Linked DNA regions of Mus musculus: region 1 is linked to region 2. The links are chromatin loops, found by intact Hi-C in ENCODE. Cell type or tissue: left cerebral cortex. All regions are shown on one strand.

Region 1 (8,000 bases), 440 kb after region 2:
AGCTCTGTGTAGGTGCATGACTGAAGAAGAAACAGCCTGGGATACAGTGCTAGAACCAAAACATGCTTTACAGATCCTAAGAGCCTGACTAATAAATACATTTCTTCCTGGGAAAGCAATGGCAAAAGGGGGTGGGGCTCTAATTAACAAAGGTACCTCAATCCTAATCAAATAAGCAGGCTTTGCACGGCACAGGTCCAGAGCCTCTAAGTCTTTGGGGTTTGTTTTGTTTTGTTTCCCCCCATTTATATTGGATGTAGTAAACCTCCTTGAGTTTTTATTACATGTTTACTGCAATCACACCATATATCAAGTGTGTTACAGGGAGACCTAGTGTCAGATTAATACAATCTTCCCAACTTTAATCTTGTGCTCTTTTATAAATCAGAATGCAATGTACTGAGTCTCTATCCCTCACTAGGAAGCAGAAACATTTCCCTTCGTGTGATAATGACAATTCGAGTTACAAATAAACATTTGAAATTATGAAATCAAAAATATAGAATCAAAATTATCAAGACACAATCATTCTCAATTAGGCTAGCCACTTCTTTTTTTTTTTTTCCAAATTAGCCTGAAAGAATTTTTTTTTTTAAATAATCTGTACTTTTGTGATCCAAATACTTGAGTGACACTTGGTGCCTAGGACACCTGTGACCAGTTCACAGGAGAGAGAAAGTGAGAGACTAGGATGGTACGTCATATTCTTTTCGTTAAGAAGTGCTTTTGAAAACATCCATAGGACCTAAAAGAAACACGGGATCTACAAAAATGATCTTACATACTTCAAATTGAAAGGATTAATTGGGTTTTGGGGGGGGGGAGCATAATCAGAAGTGGTAAACAAGACATCCTTCTGTTGGGACAAAATAGAAACAGATTCTCACTACAGAGCCTAACCTAGAAGAGACAGCTCGGATGCAGCTTTGAGGAACCCTCTTGATAACTGAGTTGATTACATAGGTTCCCAGAGACTTCTTCCACCCAGAAAAGCAAAACTTCCAGCTCCAGGACTTTATTTTCTTAGCTTGGCTGTTACCTTGGTATACAAACAGTCCTTAGAGCCGGGCGTGGTGGCGCACGCCTTTAATCTCAGCACTTGGGAGGCAGAGGCAGGCGGATTTCTGAGTTCGAAACCAGCCTGGTCTATGAAGTGAGTTCCAGGACAGTCAGGGCTATACAGAGAAACCCTGTCTCGATAAAACAATAAACAAACAAACAAACAAAAAAACAGTCCTTAGAAAGAGTAATGGCATAGCAATATGTTATTTACATTCAATGATGAACAAGTTCTTAAAGTGTTCTAAGGGACAAAGAAATGCTGAAAAGCCCCACATGACTACAAGGTATCATGATATAAAGTGACGGGAGAGGGTGCCAAGCAAACGTCACTAACTCCATACTTGGCCAAAACTAAGGGGATTCCTAAATTCTGAACAAAAATGCAAGCAAATAGGTAGCCAAGTTAGAAGTGGTGTTAGTATGAGTTTATATACCCAAACCCTGGATGGCAAGAAAGCTGCCATCCACCTGTCTGGTTGACCAGGTTTGTTTTACAAAAGTTGTTTAATTACACTCTAAGCAGCATATGTAAGTTAACGTTATCTTCCCTCGGGCATTGATAGCATTCTGCATGCGCTAAGTAAAACAGGAATTAACAAAATTCCAATGGCTCACTAAGATGATAAATAGAGAGCCAGTTTAAGGAAGAGCTCTCCAGGGTGTGCGGAAAAACCTGCCGCTGAAGGCAAGCTCGCAGGATGTGGGGCTCCACGCAGGCATAAACAGGAAACCCAGCAGCTTGCGCTGGGACTGACAGACAGGCCTGGAATGGCTTCTCTGAAGCAGGCACAGGGTTTGCCCTTGGCAAAGGCAGAAGTGCTCATGTTTGTTACATTTTACTTTCACATCTGTGCCATCCCTGTCCTCAAAATCCGAAGCCCCCTGAGACACCTATGAAAAGTACCAAACACAATAGTGGGAATAACAGAGTCAGGTCTGAGTGATAGTTTCACTGCCCCCATGCTACCTTAAAGAACTGTTGTCAGGGCAGAGTTTCAAACTCTAACAAGGGTATTTGTCCCAAGGAAGGCTGTCACAGGTCTTGTATATGAGCATCTTTGTACACAGGAACCCCATACACCTTTCTAGGACACTGTATTTTTCTTTAAACTTAAACATAAGAGCCAAAACTTGAACCCTCATAGGCTAACACAAGGAAGAGCAACATCCCTGCAAACAATAGGAGCTCAGAGCCTGCTCTGAGCAAGTTGATCAAAATGGCCCCATTTATCACAACTGTGACACCAGAAAATGCCCCAGTATAGTAGAGAGCAGTCCAATTTGACGGTGCTCACAAAGCATCCATGACAATCCTTCACTGGGGACAGGACATAGCAGTGAGATTCAGCTTTGCATCATGCCACATGACATTGCTCAGTATTATCATGATCTTACCTCAAAGCAAAGGCTATTTCTGCAGAAAACCAGATCAACAGATCATGTTTCCGTAAATGTTTGAGTCTACTCAGTACATAAACACTCCTTTTTTAAAAGCTTCATTAAAAACTTAATTTATGGTTATTTAAATGACACAACAAATAATGAATTTCTTGGTTTGCTTTTGTTTCTGTTTTTGTTTTGTTTATTTTGTTTCCTCCCAAGATAAAGTTTCTCTGTGTAACTCTGGCTGTTCTGTAACTTGTTCTGTAGACCAGGCTGACCTTGAACTCACAGAAACCCACCTGTGTCTACCCCTCAAGTACTAGGATTAAAAGAGTGTGCCACCACCAACACCTGGCCAAAAAAAAAAAATTACTTTTACACACATAAAAAAATAAGCCAAAGGTGACATAAAATGGTGTCTCGATAAATCTGCTTACATAGAAAATAATTATTAAGCTTGCATTTGTGAGAGTTTTTTTTCTGCTTTTACTAGGCCTTAAATTTTAGGACAAATGAATGAGTACTGTGCTATTAGTATCTTATTAGCTCAAGTGTATTATCATAGGAGAAAGTCTAGTGATTAAGAACTGAATACAAGGATCATTTTCTAGATTCTTCTTTAGTTATCAGTAATGTGGAGACCCTTCATATTAGTCTTGTTATCAGTGGCTAAAAACAAGCCTTTAACAATAGGGTCTGTGTGTCTGGAATGAATAAGGATGTGCCATAATGAGGTCAAAGGAAGAAAACAGCAAAGCGTGGGGCTCTCACTTATGTAGATTAATCCTGAATAGACAGGACCTGATATCACGGTGCCTCCGAGGAAGAAAACAAAGCCATTACCACGCAAACACCCCCAGTGAGGAGCCACCAAGACTCAGAGGCTCTGTCTGCAGAAGGAGATAGCAGTCCTATCCTTCCATCCGTTCATCCATCCATGACACACCCCCATCAGAGGAGAGGGTCTGCTTTCTTTATGACTGGGTGTGGTGCACAGAATTATAATCGATGATTCGGAGGCAGAATGGGGGCAAAGTCGCCATCCTTCACTTGGCTAACTTATGCTCCTTCATTTTCCTCTAGCACTGAATGCCCTAGCCCAGTGCAACAGGAGTTTATAAAGGGTTGGTCTTGGCTGCTGAGAGAGCCGCGCACCTCAGCTGTGACACAATATAAACTTCACTACATGAAATCCTGGAAGTTGGTGTAAACAGCTTTTAATAGCAGCGAACATTTGCCCCCTTTGTTTAGACCATCTGGATGTCCCATTGTGTTCAGTCAACACTCAGTGCCGCTGCCGGGTGACAGTTGATATATGTTAAGTACAAGCAAAGTGCCCCGGCCCACTCTGGGGACCTTAAAGGGAACTTTTCAGTGTTTTGTGGAATAGTCTGTCAGATCGCCGAGTCGCCTGCATCCTTAATGGCTGCGTGCCAAAGTCCTCTGGCCTTTTTTCATTATTATTATTAATATTATCAAAGGAGAGTTTTGCTTTGACTGTTTGAAAGGTTAGGAAAACTATGCCAAAGTTCTTCCAGGCAGCCTGGAGAGCATGGGCTGACAGGAATCACTTTCAATATGGAGGAATGAATAAAGAACTCCTGGGACCCTAGGAGATTCCAGGCTTTGCTTGTTTAACATGCAGAATGACTGACAAACAAGCCGTTAAAACAGCACCACAGAAAGCCTCAGTAAGCATAGGCAGCTGGCTCTCAGAAAAGGAAAGATTATTCCGGAGTGCGTGTCCTCACCTGCACAGCCCCTGCACGAGCGAGGCTCGGGCACTGTGCACATGCGCGTTTGCTTTTTCATGCAAAGTGGCCTTGCGGCTCATCCCGACGTGGCTTGCCTCGGACTTACTCGAGTGAGAAACGCCACTACAAAGGGGGAGTGCCAACTAGATGAATGGTACTATGTACAAAGATTACCCAAGCAGGGTTGGTACCCTGAGCTGAGTGAAAGGGCTCAGCAATCAGCCCTGGGCTCTCTCTCGGCAGCTGGTTCTGGAACATCTGTGGCCTGCTTAACAATGTGCTTCTAGACTCTTGCCACCCACGAGTGTCACTGCTGCCTGGGTGACTCTGGGTGAGTCTTCCCTCTGGAAGGCAGCCAGGGCGGGAACACGGAGTGCTGGAGATGAAAACGCAGCCCTGGTGTTTTGTTATGCTGTCTTAAAAAACGGTTGAGTAGACAGAACTTCACTTTGCTATAGAAGATATAGAAACCAGATAATGAATGTGTAACAACTTGATCTCCGATTGGTGCCCTGAGCAAAGGCCTACGGGGCCTTCGGAAGCTGGAGTCCTGCCAAATCCAGGACAGCAAAAATGAGAGGCAGAAATTCTGTAAGTGAAATCTCTATGACACTGGACGCCAGCACCTCCACTGTTCCTTCGCTTTTCTTGTCTTGGGCACATTAAACAGGTAAAGAAAGGCCTACGGGAGAGGCTGAGTGAGGGGTGAAAGATGCAGATCTGGGAGATGGAACTAAAGTCACCTTGGATTTCTTCTGAGGAATCAATGTACACACAAAATAAATAGTCCGATACAGCCCCAACTGAAATTCTGACCATATGAGGCTGACATACTAGCAAATAGAATTGTACCATAAGTTCGAGGCCAGCCTGGTCTACAGAGAGAGAGAGAGAGTCCCAGGACAGCCAGGGCTACAGAGAGAAACCCTGTTTCTAAATAAATAAAAACTAATAAAACAAAAAACCTTACACTGGCATTTTTAAAAATACAATAATGTGATTGAGGGTAAATCCAGGTGGCAGAGCACTCACCAAGTATGCATGAAGTCCTGAATTCAATTCCTACCACTGTAAAAACAAAATGGTATTTAATAGATAATTTACTTTGGAGGAGAAATCTATATGCCCTATTGAACAAATTCTACCAAAAGGTCTAAGTACGATGTGTGGCTTAGTTAACATAAGAGCAAGCTTCTGGCATGTGCCTCACTTCATCTTTTACTGCAGAATTAAACAAAGAAACCCGATTCAATAGTTCAAAAGACGACACAAAGAAAATCATTGGAAATATATTCTTTATTATACCCGAGGAATAAAGTCAGCATGTGTCTCATCACATAACTGAAGGAACAATTATCAAGATAATCACGAAAGTACTCAGAACAGTGGTTGGCTCTTTACAGAAATAGAGTAAGTGTTCACTGAGTGAATAAAAGACCTCTTAAAGGATTCCAGAGAACTGCACAAGAGTAATTCTGGATTTTAACAAACATCAAATACAATTGTCCCAAAAAGTTCACTGTACGTTTCTAACCAAAGAAACAATAGTTAAGTTTGGGGGGGTTGTTTGTTTGTTTGTTCATTTGTTTGATTTTTAATGTGGCTCCTTGTCATCAGAACTTAGATTTCAAAGGACGGTGCAGAAACCTGGACTAAATAGTCATTGATGTTGAAAGCCATTTTACATTTGTTTGTTTTGGGGGGCAGGGCATGCACGTGCCACTCTGTACGTCCCTGCAGAGGTCCAAAGATAGCTCTCAGGAGTCCGTTCTCTTCTTCCATCCACGCATGTGGGTCCCAGCGATTAAACTCAGCTTATCAGGTTTGGCACTGTCACCTTTACCCAAGGAACCAGCACCCTGGCAACTGGCTTCTATTGTTTAATCCATCATCTTTCGTTCTTGTATCTTCTATGATAGATGATGGTACGTGTGCTTCTATATTATTCATCATCTCATTGAACATAGCCTATCTTTCTCCCCTTTTCAGAAATCAAACACATTTTAAAGTATATTGTCCTAAGGAATAACTATAGTGAGTTCTTAGATAATTGTACTCTCCCACTCATGTTTACCACTATCAAACAAAGTTGTATCCAAAATAATAATATATGCCATATGATGTGTTTGAGCAGACCATGTGTGTGGAGTGGTGTGCCCAAGGACAGCCACAGCATCTTCTATTCGTCAAGCTCGGCGCTCCTCCATTCAAGTGACTGGGTGTATGGCTCATTCCCTTGAACCTAAGATCCTCCCTGACCCAGCTTCAGTCAAAGGTCCAGCGTCAGTGACTTCCAAGGATGGACTTGTTCCTGTCACACTGTGCTTACTCATGTAGAACATCCCCAGTTAGAGCCCAGCCATCAACCTGGAGTGACCCACACTGCCTGTGGCCATGGCCATGGCCAGCCCGTGCTCCATTGCTCCGGTGGAATGAATACCTAATGATAGTGCTAGCCATCAGAGCATGGAGCTGAACACAGGTTCTCCACGCTTCCTCCCCTGCTCCAGGTGACACAGGGCAGTGATGAGCACAAATCAGACTGCAGAATCACCAACCGACCATCCTTCTTATAGACCACAGTTTTGCAGAATAGAGAGCAGAAATAGTTTCTGGGATTATTTCCAGCACCCTTCAAAGGAATGGGTATGCTAATAAATGTGTAATACTTTGCTTAAGTGGTTGGTAAGTGTAACTACTACTTATAGGACTTAAAAGCTATAGGTAATTTCAAAACGAAAACATGTGAATGCTCTGTTTTCATCTACAAAATGCAAAGAACGGTTTATTTTTCCTTCTAAAAGCTCACTATAATATAGATCCTATGAAATGACAGCATGGCTTCAAATCATTACGCCTATTAATATAACAATATCTGCTGAGTAAACTCAGCCAGAGATTTATTTTTTAAAAAAATGATAAGACATTGTTCCTCGGACCTAAAACTCAGTTATTGATCAGATGAAAGAATCCAAACGGGAAAACATTTGTACACCATCAGTCGTCCTTCCAAGAAGTTCAGCTCCTAATGCGCACGCGCAAACTTACCATTTCAAAGTCTAGCAGTTAGCTTCGGTTAGATACATGCTTGGAACATTGTAAATAATACATTTATAAATTCATTAATCCTTTTTAAAATTCCAGACTAATGAAAAATAGTGCATGTTTAAACAGCTACTTTGGCAGCAGGGGACTGGATTAGATGACCTTTTATAGTCCTTTCAGGGCCTGCGAATCTGCAGAAGAGAAGCTGCCCTGCTACCCATCGACGGCAGATCACAGAGGACTCAAACAGCTAATTTCACTTATTTAAATTCCACACTTGATACAAAAATGAAAAGGCCCACTTTGATGCCTGTGTTAATGAACTGCTAATTCAATAATATTTCATAATACTATCAGTGTAAAGATTACTACTTTCGCAAACGCTTGAATGTTATTTGCCTCTGGGTTTACAAATTACTACTGAGTATTTCTAGTTTTTCAAGTGCAGGCATCTTCGAAGAGTCCCAAGAAAAAGTGCAATTATAAATCAAGAGAGCGCAAATCTCCAAGAGAGCATATTACTAAATAATCATATTTTATGCAGGTTCCAAAAATAACTAGTAAAAAACATTTCTTAATCACATTGAAGATATATTACTAAGAGGTTTTTTTAAAAACCCTACTAAAGAGGATTTGTTTTAAGTGTTAAATTGAATCATATTAATATTCATGACCTCATCTGCATAACATTGGGAAATGCCTTATTTGACTCCTCAATTTCCTGTATAAATATGTGTTTAAATATTTGCTATTTTG
Region 2 (8,000 bases):
GCCCAAGATCAAACTGTCAGAAATGATAGAGATTTAAAGACACATTGGCCTTACTCCTAACCCAACCAAAAACACCTGTCGACCTGGGTTCCTATGTCTCCGCTAATGGCTCAGTAGTGCATGCCTCATGGCATTGCCAAAGGCTTATCAGATGGACTGGACGGGGTATACCAATCCCTCCTTCTTGGCTACCATAATAATCACTTCATCGTTTGCTTCCTACTTTTTCCCTCTCTAATCCATAGACCTCTCTGACCCTTTGCTATCTCTCAAGCCAAAAACCTGACTTAAAGCTTTAAGAATACATATACATATGTAATAACAATTAGTGAAAAAGGCCATGGAGTTGGAAGAAAGTAAGGAAAGACATATGTGCAAGTTTGGAAGGAGGTAAAGGAAGGGGAAAATGATGTCATTTTATTGCAATATTAAAAATAAAAAATAATAAAGCCATTTTTATTTAATATGTAAATAAATGAAGTTGTAAAACCATTCAAAGAAAAACTGGTTGAAATGAAGACAAGGAAAGATCAAAGTTGTAAATTACTGGAGCTCCTAAGGGAGAGAAAGGGATGAAAGGGGGAGGAGAAAGAAAGGAAACCATGAAATAGAGGAAAAGATTAATGTTAAAAACTACAACCAAAGAAGACATTATAGAAATAAAAGAAACTGGCTTTACATATGGAAGATGCAGTGGAGAGCTGGGGAAAGGCTCAGAAACCTGGAGTCCAGGGCAGACATCAGTGAAAACATTCAAAGTTTACAGATGAAGTTAAAAACCCTCAGGTCCTGAGACAAAAAGAAAATCTATTTGCTGACTCCAAAAGCAAGAGCATTTCCAGAAGCCACAAAGAAACTAAAAAGTTCTCAAAATCTCCGGAAATCCCGAGCTGAAGAGTTCATATCCACCCAAATGTAGGTCAAATATCAGTGGTGTCAGTACGGCTCAAAAAGAGTGGAATTCCTAAAAGCTTGAACATGCTTCTCTCCTGGGTGATATCCTAAAGAATACTGTTGTCAAACCAAACGTGCCTGGGGTATCTGTGACAGAAGGAGAGATGGCCACAGCTGGGATATTTATCTCTGCAGAAGTAAGTCTATAATGATGAGCCTCTGAACACTGTGTATGTAGTATGTGGATGGGACTTGTTTTCATAGATGTAGAACATAGGTTAAAAAAAAAAACTCTTAGCTTTCTGACTTAAATGGTTCAATGTGAGTCAGAAAATAATATTTAAAGATGGCAGAGTGCATAATAATAAAAAGTGGATCCAACATTAATTGGCACAAGAGGACCAAATTCTAAGTTCCTGGGAAAAATTCAGCTAGTAGAAAGATGTAATAAAACACAAACACTAAACATAAAATAATATAAATGGTAATTGCATCACAACCAAACAGGAGACCAAATACAGCAGTTGCAATATCAAATGAGAAACTAATTCACTTAATAAGAAAAATGTTTTTTAATTGGGTCATAAAGTGCAAATGCAATTGTGCATACAATATTAAAATATGTTTGTGTATATGTGCCTATTGATTATATGCTTTTTTTAAAGTGCTGAAAGGGGGGAAAAGTAAGTCAAAATTCAAACAAACAATTCGATGCAACTGAACTGCGTTTCAAAGACTTCTATAATCACTGTTAAACAAAACTAACTCCAAGAAACTTCTGAATAGCGTAGAGTCCCAAAGTTGGGATAGAGATGCTGATACAAAGTAGATCTAGTATGTTGATGTGATTGTAACATTCTGAAACTATCTGACATGTTTGTAGTATTGAATGAAGGAGAACCTGTGTTGGTAACCTTGGTATTTCAAGGACAGCACACTTGCTGAGGAAGGAAAACTGGGCATGTCCAATATCACCCAATAATGAAAAGTCACCCAGTAACAAAAAGGTGACGTGCATGACACAAGTCACATGACAACAACATGAACGCACTTTGAAAACTCCACAGAGGAACTGCATATGAGGAGTGCATACTGTGGGATTCTGTCCCTATCAAACTCTAGGTCAGACAAAAATAGTTAGGAGACGGAAGTACTGTTTATACATGACATAGGTTGTGATGTGCAGATCACTCATTAAATGCAGTGCTGCCTTTCAACTACATGCAAATTATAACTCAAATTTTTTTTAAAAAAAAAAGAAGAGCCAGGCATAATTTACATGTCACATAATAATTGGCTTTGTTACTTCATTGCCAAGGAAACTGTTCTCATTAACAGTGCTCACACAGCAAACTAAGAGCCTCTCCTCTCCACACCAGTGAGAAATGTAAATTCTTTTGACTGTGACCTGATAATCAAAGGTCAGTCATGGCCAAGCTGCCTCTAGCCATTCCCAGGGGACATAGGGGACTTAAGGCACAGGAGTGAGGGTCATGTATAAGTGACAGTTGGAAGAGTGAACACACATCGACGTGGCTTTCCTCCCTTCCTTACACAGCTGTTGCTGCAGGCTGCCACCAGATGCTCGGTGAGGTGGGGCTTTGGGTTTTGCTCAACCTTTCTTAGCTTTTCAAAGAGGAAATGGAATACGAAGAGAAGTAATTTTCTTCTGAAGAAAACTTCTCTCAGAAAACACACATTTAACCAAACAAACAAAATCTACAACTTGAATGCCAAGGTCTTCTCTAGCAACTGAAACTTAACTGATGAGCTGCAGAGGTCGTGAGCACTTACTGCTCTTGCAAAGGACACAGGTTTACTCCCAGCACCACGTGGTTAACTCACAACCAGGGTTCTAGCGCCCTCTCCTGACCTCCTCAGAACCAGGCAGTCTCCGGGTGTATTTACATACAAGCAGACTCAACACACATACATACAAAATAAAAATCAACGAATCTCTCTTTTAAAAAGTTAACTTTGACAGAGCCAGGAGAAATGGCTCAGTAGTTAAGAGCATTGGCTTCTCTTTCAGGGAACACAGGTTTGATTCTCAGCACCCACATGGTGGCTCACGACTGTCTCTAACTCTAGTTCTAGTGGACCCAGTGCCCTCTTCTGGCCTCCACAGGTACTGCATGCATAGTGCACATACATGGTGTCAAAACAGTCATACCACACATATAAAATAAAAACAAACTATAAATCTTCATTAAAGTTAACTTTGAAAAATGGATATATAAAAATAAACCACTATGCCACATTGTTCAATCATCCATATTTTGAAAATCAGATTTTACATTTCTAAAGACATCCACATTCTAATACCTATATAAGCGTGTATTTCTAAAATATTTTATGCCTAAATTTTTCTGGTCTCTGTGGACAACTATACACACACACACACACACACACACACACACACACACACACACAATTTTGAAAAATAAGTCCTGTTTTGAAACAGAATCTTATGATGTATCCCTAGTTAAATAAAATAAATAAATCTGTTTTTAAAAGTCTTCCTGGCAAAATCAACTCTTTTTTATACCTTTAATAATAACAGATAAAGTTTTACAGCAGGCAAAGGACACAAATAATTTAAAATTTATTCTAATGTTTATTGGTATTTGAGTCTAAGAACAGAACAATATTAACAAGGGATTATAATATTCATATATAGTAGTAATATCAGAATCAAAGCTCCAATTTTTTTACAGTGTGTTTATAAAGATAATGCAAAGTGAACAAATTTTTAAAAACACAATAAAAAAATAATAACGTTGAAATTCTCTTTGGCCATTGTGCTGTATGCTCTCCAATAAACAAGGTAAATCTACAATCACAGGGGTTTTGTTCCAACTCCAAGATACGGTACACTCTTACAAGTCTCTACAAAGGAAATAGTCTTCATTTATAGAAGAGTCCGACATCCCGCCCCCATTTTTCCTTCTAGTGGTATGACTCTGTACTTCAATTTTCCTATATATAGGTAAAGATTGCTGCATCTAAGAAAGCCTATTGGGCAGAAAGGGATTAGATGGGAGAGAAACTGGTCTAAACAGCACCACTGGCTTTTATCCACTAGATGTCAGTCACGCAGTTAGCATCAATTTACATCCTTAATCCCAATGACACAATCAGAAGCATAGGAAGTTCTCCAGACCCTGGGTGAACGCAGTGTGTACCACAAAGAAGCCTGGAACTTCAGTGTTGTCTGGCCTGGTGACTGGAAACCCTGTCCTGCTCTAAAAAAGGGCTAAAGCCATTAAGAAAACACTGGCTTTCCCCAAGTGTCATGGTTAGTTAAGGAAAACTGTGCTGGGGGAATTTGAGGTGACTGCAGTCAGTTCGTGAGAAAGAATATGTTACTGCTTCAGAGAGCAAGGTTCGAACGGCTAAACCTGGGAATACAGAACTGGAGAGCAGCATATGTCTTATAGATGTGGAATATTTCAAAGAGCGCACACAAAAAACAAGTGCTGATTCGATGAAGAATGAATGAGTTTTGGGAAAATTAAGAATCAACAAAGCATCTGGGTTGTTATCACCCAAAATCATGAACGAATTCTGCTCTACAAACGCCTAATGTTCTTTTCTCAGGGAAGAAAAGTGTGTGTGCAATTTATAAGGATGTTCTTAAGGATTCCCACTGAAAGTGTCATGTGAGGTGCGTGTTGCTTATGAGAAGGGAGAAAATGCTATCCACACGTTTGTCAGGTAGATTAGCTCTGTCTGTTCACCCAAGTCCTTAGGTGGATTGACAGTCTTGTTCAATGTGTTAGCTGCCACCATGGCCTGTATATGAACTCCTTGCCACATGACCATTCTCACTGTAATTCTACACAATTACCAAAGTAATGTAGGAGGCAAAATAGGAATAAGGCCCACGAACGCTTTGGGGAAAGTCTTAGTAAAACAAAGAAACCACATTTAAATGTTCTCAAATTTTTCTTCTACCTCCTTTAGTTTTGTGATTTCATAATGTAATATAATATTCCTTCAAATAATGAAAAAAATCTTTTTGCTGACTAACTGGAACATGCTGGCTCTTGAAGAATGTCAGTGTCTACTTTGCATTGCTCACCAACAACCCTGTCCTGTTTCTCCACATGAATGTCCACAATTCTGATGCCCCATGAAAGGCAAGGATGTCTCTCCTCTTTGTGCTGTCTCTGCTCTCATTCTTCAGCCCCCAGCTCAAACTCAACACTCTCCCTCCCTAGACTCCCATTGCACAAGATGAGAGAGAGAGAGAGAGAGAGAGAGAGAGAGAGAGCGAGAGCGAGCGCTTGGAGAATGAATTAGTCCTCCTGCCTAAATTCTGAGGCAGATGAACTCACAGACAAGAGAGTGCTCATATTTACAGTGTGTCTTCGTGTGATGAGAACCACATCTCCCCTTTGGTGAGGTCATTCTACTGTGCTGATGAAGTCCCCAACACTGGATGCCACCACTGGGCATCAGAGAAGCAAACTATCTGCCTGTCACTCATGTTGGGAGGAAGAAGAAATGAACTTGATGTTCTAAGAGGCATCCACGAAAGGTTGCCCTCCATCTGACAAGGCTCAGCTTCTACCCACATCCCCATATCACTAGCAAAGTAAATCCCTCTGCTGGGCACATGACTGCCAGCCCACTCGGTGCTGAAATGAGCCCCTGATGCAGGCAGATGAAGCTTGGTCTCAAAGAACAGAAAGTCTTGTAGGAAATAGGGATGGATGAAAGCCTGTAAGGTTCTAATGGGAAGTGAGTGAGAAGACCGTGTCATCAGAGAGCACATTGCTGCAGACAGCATGATTACTGCTGTGGAGTGAGAGATAGAGCTGGGCAGAGCAAAAGTGTAGATTCTCCAGGCAACCTATTCCAACGTGAGGAAGAATCCCATGCAAACAACAGAGATGGAGTTCCAGAAAGAGAGCCCTGTGCATGGATAGAAGGTGCTGGAGAATCCTTCCACAGAGCTCAGGGGTTCTGACACCCTGAGGAATATATTGCTCACAGAATATACTCAAAGCCACTGTTCTTAACGTTAGCTGTGGTTTTAGTCTCTCAAAGGCCTTGGCAAAGTGTGTTGCTAATTGAAAAATAAAAATAAATAAACAACAGAGTACTGAAAGAAAAGCCAGACTCTCCTACCTCTGGACAGTTGGTGCTGGGCTCCGCAGGGAAAACCTTAAGGAGAAAAATCAGGAAGACCTCAAAGGTGATATTTATAAAGGGCAAAATAGTTAATAGACTGTCAGAGGGAGAAGTTTATTAAGCCAAGCAATTAGCTCTTTATTTCAAAGGCCTGTGGTAAGACGTAATGAAAAAGGAAGAAGAAAAAAAAAAAAAAAAAAACCCACCACACAAGGTAATTGTAGTATCCAGGGAAGGCACAGACTTAATGAGCGTTTGTTAAGTACTTGGTGCCTTTAAAGTGGCTCTCAAGTGTTTTCTTATCAGCTCACAGTAGACAGCAGATACAGGTCTCTCTGTGGTAGTCCACGTCCTCGTGGAAGTCACAGTGAAACACTGAGACCTTAGAGTGCCGAGCAGCAGGCTTCCGGTGGGTCTGGCCAATCAGATGATAGCACACTACGTTACCGGTGGCCCAGATGGAGGTCAGCATGGATGGGAAGAGCCCGTCTACACCAGTGTGATCCCTGGAGGCACGTGGACTCAGGCAAATGAGCTGAGTAAAGTAACACAACTCGGATTCCCAGCTAGACTGAACTCCAGACTACAGACCCTCGCAGAGTGGTCCTCTGGGGTACCACAGTTTTGGTCAACATAGTGTTAAAACAGGACGGGTGGGAAGCCTAGAACAGCCAAGAAGAAGCCCCGCATTGAGCAGACATTTCAGTCAGTTCTCACTGCAACCCTACAACCCATCTGGATGGTTTCTGTTTTACAGATAAGGAATCGGTGACTCTGGACAGGTGCCACACTGGGTCCTCTGGCCACAAGAAGTCAGCCAGCCTGGATGGGAATACAAGTCTGTCTCACTCACTCAGAAATTCAGGATAATTTAGAAACTACTCATATTTCTTCTCACTGTAATTTCTATAATCTGCAGTGCCTTGTCTACTTTTGAGACGTACTATGCATTTTCTGAATCAAAACCATGTTGTCTAGATCTGGAGATATATGGGGTTGCTTCCTTCCTGGTTATCTGAAAGGACATTGGGAAAAATATTACAATACGTAATTCAAAACGCAGAGGCAGACAAGGGCGCAGACTTTACACGGACAGAATTAAAAGAGGGGAAATGAGAAAGTAACTAAATAAAAACCGAGCAACTGGATGACTAAAACTTTTAATTATCTAAAGATAAATTCATGTTTTTAAGAAATTAATTAAGTATCTGAGTAGTGAGGTGATCACACTCCTCAATTGATTTGATTAACATTCTAAGGAAATATGAAGTCATATTGACAATATTAGAAAATTTTGTATGCATGATAAAATATGCATAAGGAAAATATCACAGCAGTGGGGAGTGCCATAGAAAAAGTATATGATGTCAATTTTTCTAAAAACAAATCATGTTTTCAGTTGAAGTGAAAAACTATTAATTCTCTTTAGCAATGTGAATGTGTCTTAGAAAATAAGGTGAATATGTTACCCCTTAGCCCATCTTGCCTTCCCTTGTGTTCAAGTGAACTCAGAGATTGGCAGTGTCTTAGCGTGAAACACAATTAGTGTTCACAGATAAAGGAGATTACGACCAGAGGTCGTTCCTACTCCAAACACTCCGTCCCAAAACCCACAACCTAAAGCTTATCCCGGGTCGGTTGGTCCAGAAAACTGCTCATCACTAGCCCCTCCCATTTCCTCGGTCTTCTGACCTTCCCCCAGCTGGTCAGCCAGCCCCACAATCCATTAGACGCCGCGGCAAAAATCAAATGTATCCACGCTGGAGCTGTAATTCAATTCATCTTCTCCTTGGGTTTCCTCTGCTCTGTGCCAGGGTCATTTGTAAAGCCATCACTCACTCCAAACAGTTGCACCTGTGCTGCTATTGAAACGCCCCTTCCTCTAGAGGCCAGCCCTCCCTCGCCTCCATCCTCCCAGGCACCCCGGGTCCCCATTGCCCTTTTCCCAGGCACAAAAGCTTTCCTCT

What was found. Peaks named below come from ENCODE experiments on the same cell type or tissue, not always from the same donor. Only the 100,000 strongest peaks of a DNase experiment are listed, where the experiment ranks them.
Region 1: it touches region 2 in a loop (2.5-fold over the local background); 5 of 42 quality-filtered maps call a loop at or near these places.

Annotation. Positions count from the first base shown.
Region 1 is chr1:136,778,154-136,786,153 of GRCm38, reverse strand. No RefSeq gene overlaps it. Among named protein-coding and RNA genes, the nearest start is that of Platr22, 86 kb to the right of the region's middle. In left cerebral cortex, no CTCF peak of the experiment used is centred here; DNase peaks (open chromatin) are centred at 4,291 and 4,453; H3K4me3 peaks cover 802 bases.
Region 2 is chr1:137,221,673-137,229,672 of GRCm38, reverse strand. No RefSeq gene overlaps it. Among named protein-coding and RNA genes, the nearest start is that of Gm25609, 10 kb to the right of the region's middle. In left cerebral cortex, CTCF peaks have their summits at 3,019 (motif pointing left) and 3,967 (motif pointing right); DNase peaks (open chromatin) are centred at 3,975 and 7,880; H3K4me3 peaks cover 255 bases.